2 separate regions of the Homo sapiens genome follow, and region 2 is linked to region 1. A link is an interaction called in ENCODE POLR2A ChIA-PET data of the cell type or tissue named here. Cell type or tissue: Panc1. All regions are shown on one strand. Each heading gives the region's core, and the rest is flanking DNA. Links, peaks and the distances in the headings are about the cores only.

Region 1 (8,390 bases), core at 2,737-6,736:
ACACACATGGGATGGGGGCAGTGGGGCCAAGAGGCCCTTATCAAATCATACAGGATGCATTTAGGGGCTGTTGTCATAAAAGCACACAATAAATAAAGTGGCAGCCTTGAACTCAAGAAGAATTGTAGAATTCCTCAGCTGGCGGAATCATTTTGGGAATGCAAAGATCGCTTTCAATGTTGTGTTTGTAAGGAAATGACAGTCACCAAGTGGAGAATGTCAGGTCCTCTGAGGAACCCTGTGGGCACTCATGTGCAGAAACTATTTACTTAACTGGAATTGGTTTCTGAAAAAATTTGACTTTGCAGAGTCCCAAAGGGAGTGTGGCGAGTGTCTGGGATTTTCTTTCAGGTCAGGACTCGGCCTTTGCTAATCTCCAAAACTGATAAGGCCCCCAGATTTCAGGGCAGATTCATTCCTCGGCTGAACCAAGGTTTACGGTCCTTGTTGAGGCCAGAGGGAGAGCTTGTCATTCCAAAGGCCTCACCAGCTCCACAGAACCGACTTCTATCTGATAGATTAGTCACATGGGATCAAAGGGGCCTGAAATGAGGCTCAGGATGGGTGAAGATGAGAGTAGCGGAGACGCCTAGTAGTGATGGATTAGAATATTTATCTCCAGAAAGACTCCAGCAATCTGACCATTCTCATCAGGGCAGAAGGTAGATGGGGTTGATCATGGGGGAGAATTTTTGTGCCATTATCCTTAGGCAAATGATGGATTTTACCAAGTAGAATAGGTTTGGAGACTCTTCCTTCTGTTAAGCACCATCCCCTAATCCTCTCCCCAAACTCAGGCTCTGTCTCTGCTCTTCATCCAAAGGATGCTTGAGCATTGGGAAGTAATGAGTCCAAAAGGGCTCAGCCAAGAGTGATGTTGCCTGGTTCCAGTCTGGCTTTTCCATGTGAATTAGACAAATGACTTAAAATCACGCAGCGTTTATCAAGCTCCCCCTCCACTCTAGGCACAAGGATGCCGTGGTGCCCATGGCAGTCGTGACACAGAGTACTGTAGCCCTTGGTGGCAAGGTTTGCAGGCATTCATGTTCAGACCACTGGGATTGGTGATTCTCCTCTGACTAGGGCTGGCTTAAATGCTCCCTCTGTGGTCTTTCCTCTCAGGTGGAGGAGGATGAGAAAACAGGCAATACTGTGGGATGATGATGATGATGATGATAACAACAACATACATTTAATAGGAGCCAAGTATGTGTCAGGCAGTCTCAGTATTTTACATATAATGTTTCAGTGCTTGTCACATTTAACATGTATGTGAATCACTTAGAGATCCTGAGAAAATGCAGACGTCGGGCACAGCGGCTCATGCCTTTAATCCCAGCACTTTGGGAGGCTGAGGCGGGCAGATCACCTGAGGTCAGGAGTTTGAGACCAGCCTAACCAACATGGTGAAACTCTGTCTCTACTAAAAATACAAAAAAATTAGCCAGGCATGGTGGCATGTGCCTGTAATCCCAGCTACTCCTTGAGAGCTGAGACAGGAGAATTGCTTGAAGCTGGGAGGCAGAGGGTTGCAGTGAGCTGAGATCGCACCACTGCATTCTAGCCTGGGCAACAGAGTCAGACTCTGTCTCCAAAAAAAAAAAAAAAAATTGCAGAATCTGGTTCTGTAGTTCCGGGGTGGGGCCTGGGATGCTGCACCAGCAACCTCCCAGGGGATGCCCAATCTGCTGGTCTGTATACACATCGAGAAGCCAAGTATTATTTCACCTAATGCTCACAGCAGCGCAATGCGGCACTGTTGTCATCCCCATTTTACAGATGAGGAAATGGAGGCCCAGAGAGGCCAAGTTACTTGCCCAAAGTCATGCAGCTCAGAAGCGGAGAAGCCAGGATGGAACTCCAGGGTCCATGTGCTCACCCAGTTCTGCCCTGATGGGGCAGCCAGGATGCTTGGTAGAGGAGCACTGTGCCCAGAGTGGGGGCTTGGAGAAGGCTGTGGGAGATTGAGACTCCTTAGCTGGATTCCAGCGGGTTGAGTTAAGGTATTAACCAGGTGAAAGGCAAGGTGGGTGGGACCTACAGAGATCCAGGCTGGGGGAACCACAGGACACAGGAGAGAGGCTGGCACCTTAAAAGGACTGAGATTGTTCCAGTGGATTTGGGGTCAGAGACCAAAAGGCTCTGCAGGACCCTTAAGCTGCCGGGCATGGCCCTCCCTTGAGGGCCAGGTCAGAGTATCAATCTAGAAAGATCGGGGAAGCTTTCTGTTTTCTCATCCTTCAAGACCCTGTTGACATAATTTCCTGCGATACCCCCTTGGTCCTCAAAGGCAGAGGTCCATCCCCCTGCCTCTACTGCTCTGCCCCTGCACTGAGCACTTGGTTTTGTGGGTCCCTATTTTTTTTCTTTTTTTTTTGAGACAGGGTCTCACTCTGTTGTCCAGACTGGAGTGCAGTGGCGTGATCTCGGCTCACTGCAACCTTCGCCTCCTGGTTTCAAGCGATTCTCCTGCCCCAGCCTCCCAGTAGCTGGGATTACAGGCGCACACCACCACTGCCCGGCTAATTTTTATATTTTTTTAAGTAGAGACAGGGTTTCACCATGTTGGCCAGGCTGGTCTTGAACTCCTGACCTCAAATGATCCACCCGCCTCAGCCTCCCAAAGTGCTGGGATTACAGGTGTGAGACACTACACCTGGCCGTGGGTCCTTATTTATATGTCTGTCTCCCACTGGAGTATTTCTTCCTTTAAAAAATTTTTTTTGAGACGGGGTTTTGCCGTCACCCAGGCTACAGTGCATGGTTCCATCACAGCTCACTGCAGGCTCCACTCCTCAGGCTCAAGATTCTCTCACTTCAGCCTCCTGAGTAGCTGGGACCATAGGCACGTGCCACCATGCCTGGCTAATTTTTTTTTTTTTTTTTTTTTTTTGAGATGGAGTTTCCCTCATGTTGTCCAAACTGGAGTGCAGTGGCACGATCTCGGCTCACTGCAACCTCTGCCTCCCAGGTTCAAGCAATTCTGCCTCAGCCTCCCGAGTAACTGGGATTACAGGTGCGTGCCACCACCCCAGCTAAGTTTTTGTATTTTTAGTAGAAACGGGGTTTCACCATGTTAACCAGGCTGGCCTCGAACTCCCGACCTCACATGATCTGCCTGCCTCGGCCTCCCAAAGTGCTGGAATTACAGGTGTGAGCCACCGTGCTTGGCTGCCCGGCTAATTTTTAAAAAGTATTTGTTGAGATGGGGGTCTTGCTATGTTGCCCAGGCTGGTCTCAAACTCCTGGGCTCAAGTAATCTTCCTGCCTTGGCTTCCCAAAGTGCTGGGATTACAGGTGTTGGCCACTCTTGAGTATTTCTTCCTTGTTCTAGACTCTGGGATGAATATTCCTGCCCTCTTAACAGGATGAGAATGCTCTAGGATGAATAGAGGTGCAGAAATCATTTGACAGTGTGAGAAATGCTGCAGCATTTGGAGAGTGTATGCATGTGGAGGCTTGGGAGAGGGAGAGGGACTCTCTGGTTGTCAAGGGGTGGGAGATGAAAGTTGGTCCCTCGACTCACTACAAGGCTTACAGATGCTTTGAGCTCTTGAAATGCCCTCTGCACTCTCCAAGGACACCTATGTGGGGGAACCCTCATGGATGGTGAAGCTTCTGGGGTAATGGAGAGTGGGTGTGGGTGCTCAGGGACTTGCGAGGTCGTTTAATATCATCCCAGGCCAGGCACCACCTGTAATCCCAGCACTTTGGGAGGCCGAGGCAGAAGGATCACTTGAGGCCAGGAGTTTGAGACCAACTTGGGCAACATGGTGAGACTTCATCTCTAAAATATATATATAGTCCGGCCGGGGTGGCTCATGCCTGTAATCCCAACATTTTGGGAGGCTGAGGCAGGTGGATCACCTGGGGTCAGAAGTTCAAGACCAGCCTAGCCAACATGGCAAAACCCCGTCTCTACTAAAAGCCGGGTGTGGTGGTGGACGCCTGTAATCCCTGCTACTCAGGAGGCTGAGGCAGGAGAATCACTTGAACCTGGGAGGCAGAGATTGCAGTGAGCCAAGATCTCACCACTGCACTTCAGCCTGGGTGACAGAGCGAGATTCTGTCTCAAAAAAATAAAAAGAAGGCCGGGTGCAGTGGCTCACGTCTGTAATCCCAGCACTTTGGGAGGCCGAGGCAGGTGGATCACCTGAGGTCAGGAGTTCGAAGCCAGCTTGGCCAACACGGTGAAACCCCATCTCTACTAAAAATACAAAAAATGGCTGGGCCTGGTGGCAGACGCCTGTAATCTCAGCTACTTAGGAGACTGAGGCAGGAGAATTGCTGGAACCTGGGAGGTGGAGGTTGCAGTGAGCCAAGATCTCACCATTGCACCCCAGCCCGGGCCGACAACAGCGAGACTCCGTCTCTCTCTCTCTCTCTTTCTCTTTCTCTTTCTCTCTCTCTGTATATATATATATGTATATTTAAAATTAGCCAGGCACGGTGGTTTCAGCCTGTAGTCCCAGCTATTCAGGAGGCTGAGATGAGAGAATTACTTGAGCCAGGAGTTCAAGGACCCTGTCTCTTTAAAAAAAAAAAAAATCATTTCAGTTGTCCCTGCTATTTGCCAGGCTATCTTGTAGCCTAGGGTCCACCAAATGCCACCAACTCAGGTCCCACCTTCACAACTTTGGCCATATTCATTTGCAACCTGGGCTCTTATGTACTTAATATTTGTATTTAAATTGATTAACGTCCTCCCCCTACAATTTTTCATTTTGACAAATTTCAAACCTACAGGAAAATTGAAAGAATAGTGTGAAAAACATCCATATAGCCCCTTAGCTAGATTCACCAATTGTTAACATTTTTGCCACAATTTGCTTTTTCTTTTCTTTCTTCTTTTTTTTTTTTTTTTGAGACAGGGTCTTGCTCCGTTGCCCAGCAGACCCTGCACAGACACTGCCCAAGCTGGAGTGCAGTGGCACAATCATGGCTCACTGCAGCCTCAACCTCCCAGGTTCAACTGATCCTCCCACCTCAGCCTCCTAAGTAGCTGGAACTACACCTAAGTTTTTGTATTTTTTTTTTTAATAGAGGCAGGGTTTTTCCATTTTGCCCAGGCTGGTCTCAAACTCCAGGGACTCAAGAGAGCCTCCCTTGGTCTCCCAAAGTGCTGGTATTACAAGTGTGAGCCACCTCGCCTAGCTTACAATTTGCTTTCTCTTTATTTCTCTCCATATATACACTTAAAAAAAAACATAGATTTATGGTAGGGGGCACTAAAGGTACTTAAATAAGCTTTCTTTCTTTCTTTTATTTTTTTTTTTGAGAGGGAGTCTTGCTGTGTCACCCAGGCTGGAGTGCAGTGGCACGATATTGGCTCACTGCAACCTCTGCCTCCCAGGCTCAAGCAATTCTGCCTCAACCTCCCAAGTAGCTGGGCCCGCGCCATCACACCCGACTAAGTATTGTATTTTAAGTAGAGATGGGGGTTTCACCATGTTGGCCAGGTTGGTCTTGAACTCCTGACCTTAGGTGATCCACCTGCCTCGGTCTCCCAAAGTGCTGGGATTACAGGGGTGGGCCACTGCAACCAGGCTTAAATAAGCTTTCTATTTCAGAATAGTTTTAGATTTACAAAAAAGTTGCAAAGATAGTACAGAGGGCTCTATCCACCCTCTACGGATTTCTTATTGTTTTTCTTAACTGTTCATCGTACATTACTATGGTACATTTGTCAAGACCAATGAACCATTATAGTTACACTATTGTTAATTTAACTTTATACTTTATTAGGATTTTGTTAGCTTTTCCCTTATCTGGTGGATTCACTTTTAAACTGGAAAAAAAACAACACCAAAAAAATAGAATGTTCATGGAAAACCATGATCAATTGCCAAACACAGTTCTAGCTAGATGCTGTTAGCAGTGGAATGACCTAAGCGTGGGGCCGGCTTTCTCTTTGTTAAAAAGGGAGATTGGCCAATGTTAGGTGTTAAAGACAGGCTAGCTCAAGCTGAGACTTTCTCCCGGCCAAATGGCATTGAACCAGCATGGTCATAGGAGGGAAATGGCTTTCTCACTATGAGATTCAGTGTTTAGTGCCCAGTCTGTGTGTCATCTAAAGTCAGCTTGGGTGGCACCCCTTCGGGAGGCCCACTTTGAGAAACACTGAAAGGTCTGGCTGTGCCACATCCGAAGAAGGCTGGAAACCCAGACCTGAGGCTGCCGGGCTCCAAACCTGGAGCTTCCTTCTGCCCTGGAAGATGGGGTCAGGGCTGGGTGCCCTGATTGGTGGTGGTTGTGGGGGATGGGGGGCTGTGGGGAATATCATTTGTCTTGTCTAGTAACTCCCCTAGCTGTTTTCCCAAAGCTGGCAGGCGTTTAACAAGTGATGGACAGAAAAGAGCACACTGCAGAATTCTATCCACAGCTCCTTGTCATGAACACAAGGGCCATTTATTTGCCCGTCCTGTCGGTGAGATGCATGTGGCCATATATTTAGTCAGTGAGGGGGTGGGAAGTGGCTGAAATGAAATGGCTTTCTCAACTGCCCTTTGCATAATGTCTGAACTTGTTCATATTCATTCCTTGAAAATGCTTCAAAGTGGTTTTTGTGTTTTATTAGTTAGAGTAGGTGATATTGCTTCCTGAAACCAAATCTTTGCTTTCCAATATATATCTGCCGACCTCATTTCCAGGAGACTTCAGCCCACTACAAACTAACTCGATGGCTCTCCTACCCTGAAGGAATTTCACTCTGGAATAAGTCACTGTTGGCTCATGGGTCTGGACATCTAACCGGAGGTGATTCAAACTAGAATGTTTGCAGAATTTCTGGGTTCACCCCTAAGGATTGCTCTTTCTTCCTTATTTCCTTCCTTTCATTTTTTTCTTTTCTTTTCTTTTTTGTCTCTCGCTCTCTTTCTTTTCTTCCTTCCTTTCTTTCTTTCTTTCTTTTCTCTTTCTTTCTTTCTTTTTGGTGGGGGCTGGGGGTGTTCTTTGTTTTTTTTTTTGGGACGGGGTCTCACTCTGTCACCTAGGTTGGAGTATGGTGGTGGGATCTCACTGTGCCTGTAATCCCAGCTGTTCAGGAGGCTGAGCGGGGAGAATCGCTTGAACCCGGGAGGCAGATGTTGCAATGAGCTGAGATTGCACCACTGTACTCTGCCTCCTGAGCTCAAACAATCCTCCCACCTCAGCCCCCTCAAGTAGCTGGAGCTACAGGTGAAAGCCACCACGCTCAGCTAATTATTGCTTTGTACTTTTTTTTTTTTTTTTTGAGATGGAGTTTTGCTCCTGTTGCCCAGGCTGGAGTGCAATGGTGCAATCTCAGCATACTGCATCCCCCACCTCCTGGGTTCAAGAGATTCTCCTGCCTCAGCCTCCTGAGTAGCTGGGATTACAGGCATGTGCCACCACTCCCGGCTAATTTTGTATTTTTAGTAGAGACAGGGTTTCTCCATGTTGGCCAGGCTGATCTCGAACTCCCAACCTCAGGTGATCTGCCCTCCTCGGCCTCCCAAAGTGCTGGGATTACAGGCGTGAGCCACTGCGCCCGGCCTTTTTTTTGTACTTTTATTAAATATGGGGTTTCACCATGTTGCCCAGGCTGGTCTTGAACTCTTGAGGTTAAGCGATCCGTCTGCCTTGGCCTCCGAAAGTGCTAGGATTACAGGTGTGAGCCCCCATGCTCAGCCTGTTTCTTTCTTTCTTTTAATTATTATTATTTTATTTTATTAATTTAAAAAATAGAGACAGGGTCTCACTATGTTGCCCAGGCTGGTTTCAAACTCCTGCCCTCAAGCAGCCCTCTCACCTCAGGCTCCCAAAGTGCTGAGATTACAGGAGCATGAGCCACTGCTTCCTGCAGAATGCTGTTTATTTCTGACCTGACCTATGGTAGAATTATTTTAGTCCAAGGAAGCAAACGGTTGGGATGAAATTTTCTCCACATAGGGGTGCAATGTCCCCAAAGAAGATAGATGGGTCGGGTGCGGTGGCTTATGCCTGTAATCCCAGCACTTTGGGAGGCCAAGACAGGCAGATCACTTTAGGTCAGGGGTTAGAGACCAGCCTGGCCAACATGGTGAAAAGCAGTCTCTACTAAAAATACAAAAATTAGCCAGGCGTGGTGGCAGGCACCTGTAATCCCAGCTACTTGGGAAGCTGAGGCAGGAGAATTGCTTGAACCTGGGAGGTGGAGGTTGCAGTGAGCCAAGATCGTGCCACTGCACTCCAGCCTGGGAAACAGAGCGAGACTCCGTTTAAATAAAAAATAAAACACATTTTTTAAAAAGAAGGAAGATGGCTGGGACAAAAGTAACAGACCAATCTATTCTCACTTTTAGAAATGAAAGGATTACAGGTAAAAGCGTCACTCCCAAACTCTTTTCCCAGAGGTAGCAACTCAGTTTGGTTTACATCCTTCCAGCCTGTCT
Region 2 (4,000 bases), core at 1-4,000, 78 kb after region 1:
GTAAAGCCAACAGATGCTGCCCCAAGGGTAAAGCACAGGACTATGACTTGGCCTCCCACACGGCATTGCCTGCACAGGCAGAGCATGGTGATCAGAGAGCATTGGCATTTGGGCTACTTGACTGTATTTCTTCCTGTAAGTTCATTTCTGATACCAGATTTTTATTACTGTTCTTTTTTTTTTTTTTGTCAAGCTGTTCTATATTTCCGGGAGAGGGCAGGGGAGGGGGCTCAGTCTTTCCTGGCAGTGGCTTTCCTCATGGCGGCCAGGACATTGGCTCGGCTCCTCCTGCTTCCTCTTGGCGTGGATGTGTGTCCCCACCCTTTCCTTGATGAACTTGAGGGCCTGTTTGTCCTTGGAGACCTTCAGTAACTCCATAGCATGCTGCTTGTACAGGGCAAAGCCACACACCTCCCGGATCATGTCCCGCACAAACTCAGTGTATTTGGTCAGACACCCACTGCAGCGGCTGTGCCTGGGCTTGCTCACGTTCTTGGTCACCTTGTGGCCCTTGTTGAGGCCCATGGCCATAGGGTAGCGCAGAGCCATGGCTGCTGCTCTCCAGTGGCAGCCATGGTGGAAAAGCTTTATTACTCTTCTTTTAATCCTCAAATCTAGGCTCCTTATTTTTATTTATTTATTTATTTATTTATTTATTTATTTATTTATTTATTTATTTTTAAGACTGAGTCTCACTCTGTCACCCAGGTTGGAGTGCAGTGATGCAATCTCGGCTCACTGAAACCTCCACCTCCCGGGTTCAAGCGATTCTTGTGCCTCAGCCTCCGGAGTAAGTGGGATTACAGGCACGTACCACCACATCCGGCTAATTTTTGTATTTTTAGTAGAGACAGGGTTTCGCCATGTTGGCCAGACTGGTCTTGAACCCCTGATCTCAGGTGATCCACCCACCTCAGCTTCCCGAAGTGCTGGGATTACAAGTGTGAGCCACCGCACCTGGCCCAGGATCCTAATTTTACAGATGAGAAAGCAGAGACCCAGAGAGGCTCCATAACTTTCTGGAAACCACACTGCTTGGTGGTGATGGGGGTGGGACTGAGCCGGGTCTCCTGACTCCCTGTGGCTCTGGTCACTATTTCCAAAGTGCCTGCCCCTGGGGAGGGCTTTGTCAGGGCCCTTCTCTGACTTCTCTTGCCCTCCAACCCTTCTCACAGAAAGTCCATCAACAGGAACTCCGTGAGATCGCGAATGCCTGCAAAATCCTCCAAGATGTACGGCACGCTGCGGAAGGGGTCGGTCTGTGCAGACCCGAAGCCCCAGCAGGTGAAGAAGATCTTCGAAGCATTGAAAAGAGGCCTCAAGTAAGGCTGGGCTGTGTGCTGCCTTTAAGAAGTGCATTCCTCTACCTCGCCTCCTCTCTGTCTCTTCCTGGGGAAGCGTGGATGGGTCTTGTCTACAAGAGGTGACAGGTTAAGTTCCTGGTCATTCGTTTAGTAAGCAAGTATGTCAGGGTGCAGCCGCGTGCTCAGCCCGGTCCTTGGGCACTGGAAACCTGGCAGTGACTAAGGCAGGAGGACTCTGATCTTGTGGAGCACGCACTGCAGAGGGGCAGATTCAATGCAATCAATCAAGAAGCAATGCAATCAATCATAGAACTTCCACCTGTGCTGAGTGCAATGAAGAAAGGTAACAGAGAGACAGTGCGTCGAGGGCCTCGGCAGACAGGCAACAGTGTGGGCAAAGGCCCCACAGTAGGAGCCTGCACTGTGAGCCCACACACGCAAGAGGTCAGGGCGGTGGGTGTTTGAGTGAAGGACAGACTTGCTCAGAGACCAACTGATGAGCTGGGCCGAGGCCTGCACAAGAAGGATGAGTCACTCCACAAATTTTTTTTTTTTTTTTTTTTGAGATGGAGTCTCGCTCTGTTGCCCAGGCTCAAGTGCAGTGGCACAATCTCAGCTCACTGCAACCTCTGCCTCTTGGGTTCAAGCAATTCTCCTGCCTCAGCCTCCCAACTAGCTGGGACTGCAGGTACGCACCATCACACCTGGCTAATTTTTTTTTTTCTTTTTTTGAGACGGAGTTTTGCTCTTGTTGCCCAGGCTGGAGTGCAATGGTGTGATCTCAGCTCACTGCAACCTCCGCCTCCTGGGTTCAAGCGTGAGCCACTGCACCTGGCATAGCCTCCTTATTTTACAGATGAGAAAGCAGAGGCTGAGAGTAGCTCTTGCCTCAGCCTACCGAGTAGCTGGGATTACAGGCACCTGCCACCACGCCTGGCTAATTTTTTGTATTTTTAGTAGAGATAGGGTTTCACCACGTTGGCCAGGCTGGTCTCGAACTCCTGACCTCAGGTGATCTGTCCATCTCGGCCTCCCAGAGTGCTGAGATTACAGGTGTGAGCTACCGCGCCCAGCCAATATTTTGTATTTTTAGTAGAGACTGGGTTTCGCCATGTTGGCCAGGCTGGTCTTGAACTCCTGACTCAAGTGATCTGCCTGCCTTGGCCTCCCAAAGTGCTGGGATTACAGACATAAGCCACTGTGCCCAGCCCACAAATATTTATTGGGCTTACAGAGTGCCAGGCCAGGGGACAGAAGTAAACTAAACACACAAAATCCCTACCTCCTGTGGAGCTGACTCCTAGTGGGGGAGAGACAGACAATACACAATACAGAAAAGAAAAGTACAGAGAATATCAGATGGTAGTAAGGGCCACAGAGGAAAACAGGCCAGGGTAAGCAGGCAGAGGCAGGGAGGGTTCATTTTAAGTTGGGCAGTTGGAAGGAAGGCCTTGCTAAGAAGGTGACATTGGAGCACACTCCTGAAGGGGAAAAGAACATTCCAGGCCAGGGTAGCCACATACACAAAGGCCCTGGGGCGCAGCAAGGAGGCCAGCGTGGCTAGAGCCAAAGGAAAGAGGATGAGGTTATGGGGCAATGGGGACCAGATGACAGGGGGCCCTGTGGGCCAAAGAGTGGTTTCTGGAGTGATTTTCCCCAGATATAGTGGTACTTAGACCCTAAATTCTCTCCTACTTACGCCTTTTTTTTTTTTTTTTTTTTTTTTTTTTTTTGAGACGGAGTCTCACTCTGTCACCCAGGCTGGAGTGCGGTGGTGTGATCTCACTCAGCTCACCGCAACCTCTGCCTCCTGGGTTCAAGCTATTCTCCTGCCTCAGACTTCTGAGGAGCTGGGACTACAGGCATCTGCCACCACGCCCGGCTAATTTGTTTTTGTATTTTTAATAGAACGTGGTTTCACCATATTGGTCAGGATGGTCTTGAACTCCTGACCTTGTGATCCACCTGCTTTGGCTTCCCAAAGTGCTGGGATTACAGGCATAAGCCACCACGCCCAGCCCCTACATCTCTTATTTATAGATGGGGCACCCCAAAGAGGAACCAGAGTCAAGTAAAAGTTGAAACCAGGCCAGACGCAGTGGGCCTGTAATCTTAGCACTTTGGGAGGCGGAGGCAGGCGGATCACGAATTCAGGAGTTTGAGACCAGCGTGGCCAACATGGTGAAACCCCGTCTCTACTAAAAATACAAAATTAGCCGGCGTGGTGGGGCATGCCTGCAATCCCAGCTACTCGGGAGGCTGAGGCAGGAGAATCACTTGAACCCGGGAGGTGGGGGTTGTGGTGAGCCAAGATCGCGTTATTGCACTCCAGCCTAGGAGACAGAGCAAGACTCAAAAAAAAAAAAAAAAAAAAAGGGAAACCACCTTAGAATGAAATGGTTTTCAAAATAGACATCCTTGGCTGGGCACAGCGGTGGCTACCCTGTAATCCCAGCACTTTGGGGGGCCGAGGCAGGCAGATTCCTTGAGCCTAGGAGTTCAAGACCAGCATGGGAATATGGCAAAATCCTGTAGAGGTGGAGGCTGCAGCAAGCTGGGATTGTGCAGAGTGGGAGCTGGGATGTGCATGGACGATAGAGCATGTTTCTGAAGGACAGATTCTGTGTCCTTTAAGGACCACATGTTTGAGACTTGTCTGGGGCCAAGGCAGCCCCTTCTTCCCAGAGAGCTCAATA

Evidence for each region. ChIA-PET counts read pairs that join two places held together with the same protein. Peaks named below come from ENCODE experiments on the same cell type or tissue, not always from the same donor. Only the 100,000 strongest peaks of a DNase experiment are listed, where the experiment ranks them.
Region 2: POLR2A ChIA-PET joins it to region 1 with 7 read pairs; 3 of 35 experiments call an interaction of 5 or more read pairs at or near these places.

The regions. Positions count from the first base shown.
Region 1 is chr20:50,693,280-50,701,669 of GRCh38, reverse strand. No RefSeq gene overlaps it. Among named protein-coding and RNA genes, the nearest start is that of RIPOR3, 5.9 kb to the right of the region's middle. RefSeq lists a silencer at 4,282-4,443. In Panc1, for the core only: no CTCF peak of the experiment used is centred there; no DNase peak of the experiment used is centred there; H3K4me3 peaks cover 511 bases; H3K27ac peaks cover 3,906 bases.
Region 2 is chr20:50,617,308-50,621,307 of GRCh38, reverse strand. It overlaps RIPOR3 (RIPOR family member 3), which reads left to right. Exons shown (of 22, transcript NM_001290268.2): 3 at 1,176-1,322. It also overlaps the pseudogene RPL36P2. Among named protein-coding and RNA genes, the nearest start is that of MIR1302-5, 4.5 kb to the right of the region's middle. RefSeq lists an enhancer at 3,808-4,000. In Panc1, for the core only: no CTCF peak of the experiment used is centred there; no DNase peak of the experiment used is centred there; H3K27ac peaks cover 501 bases.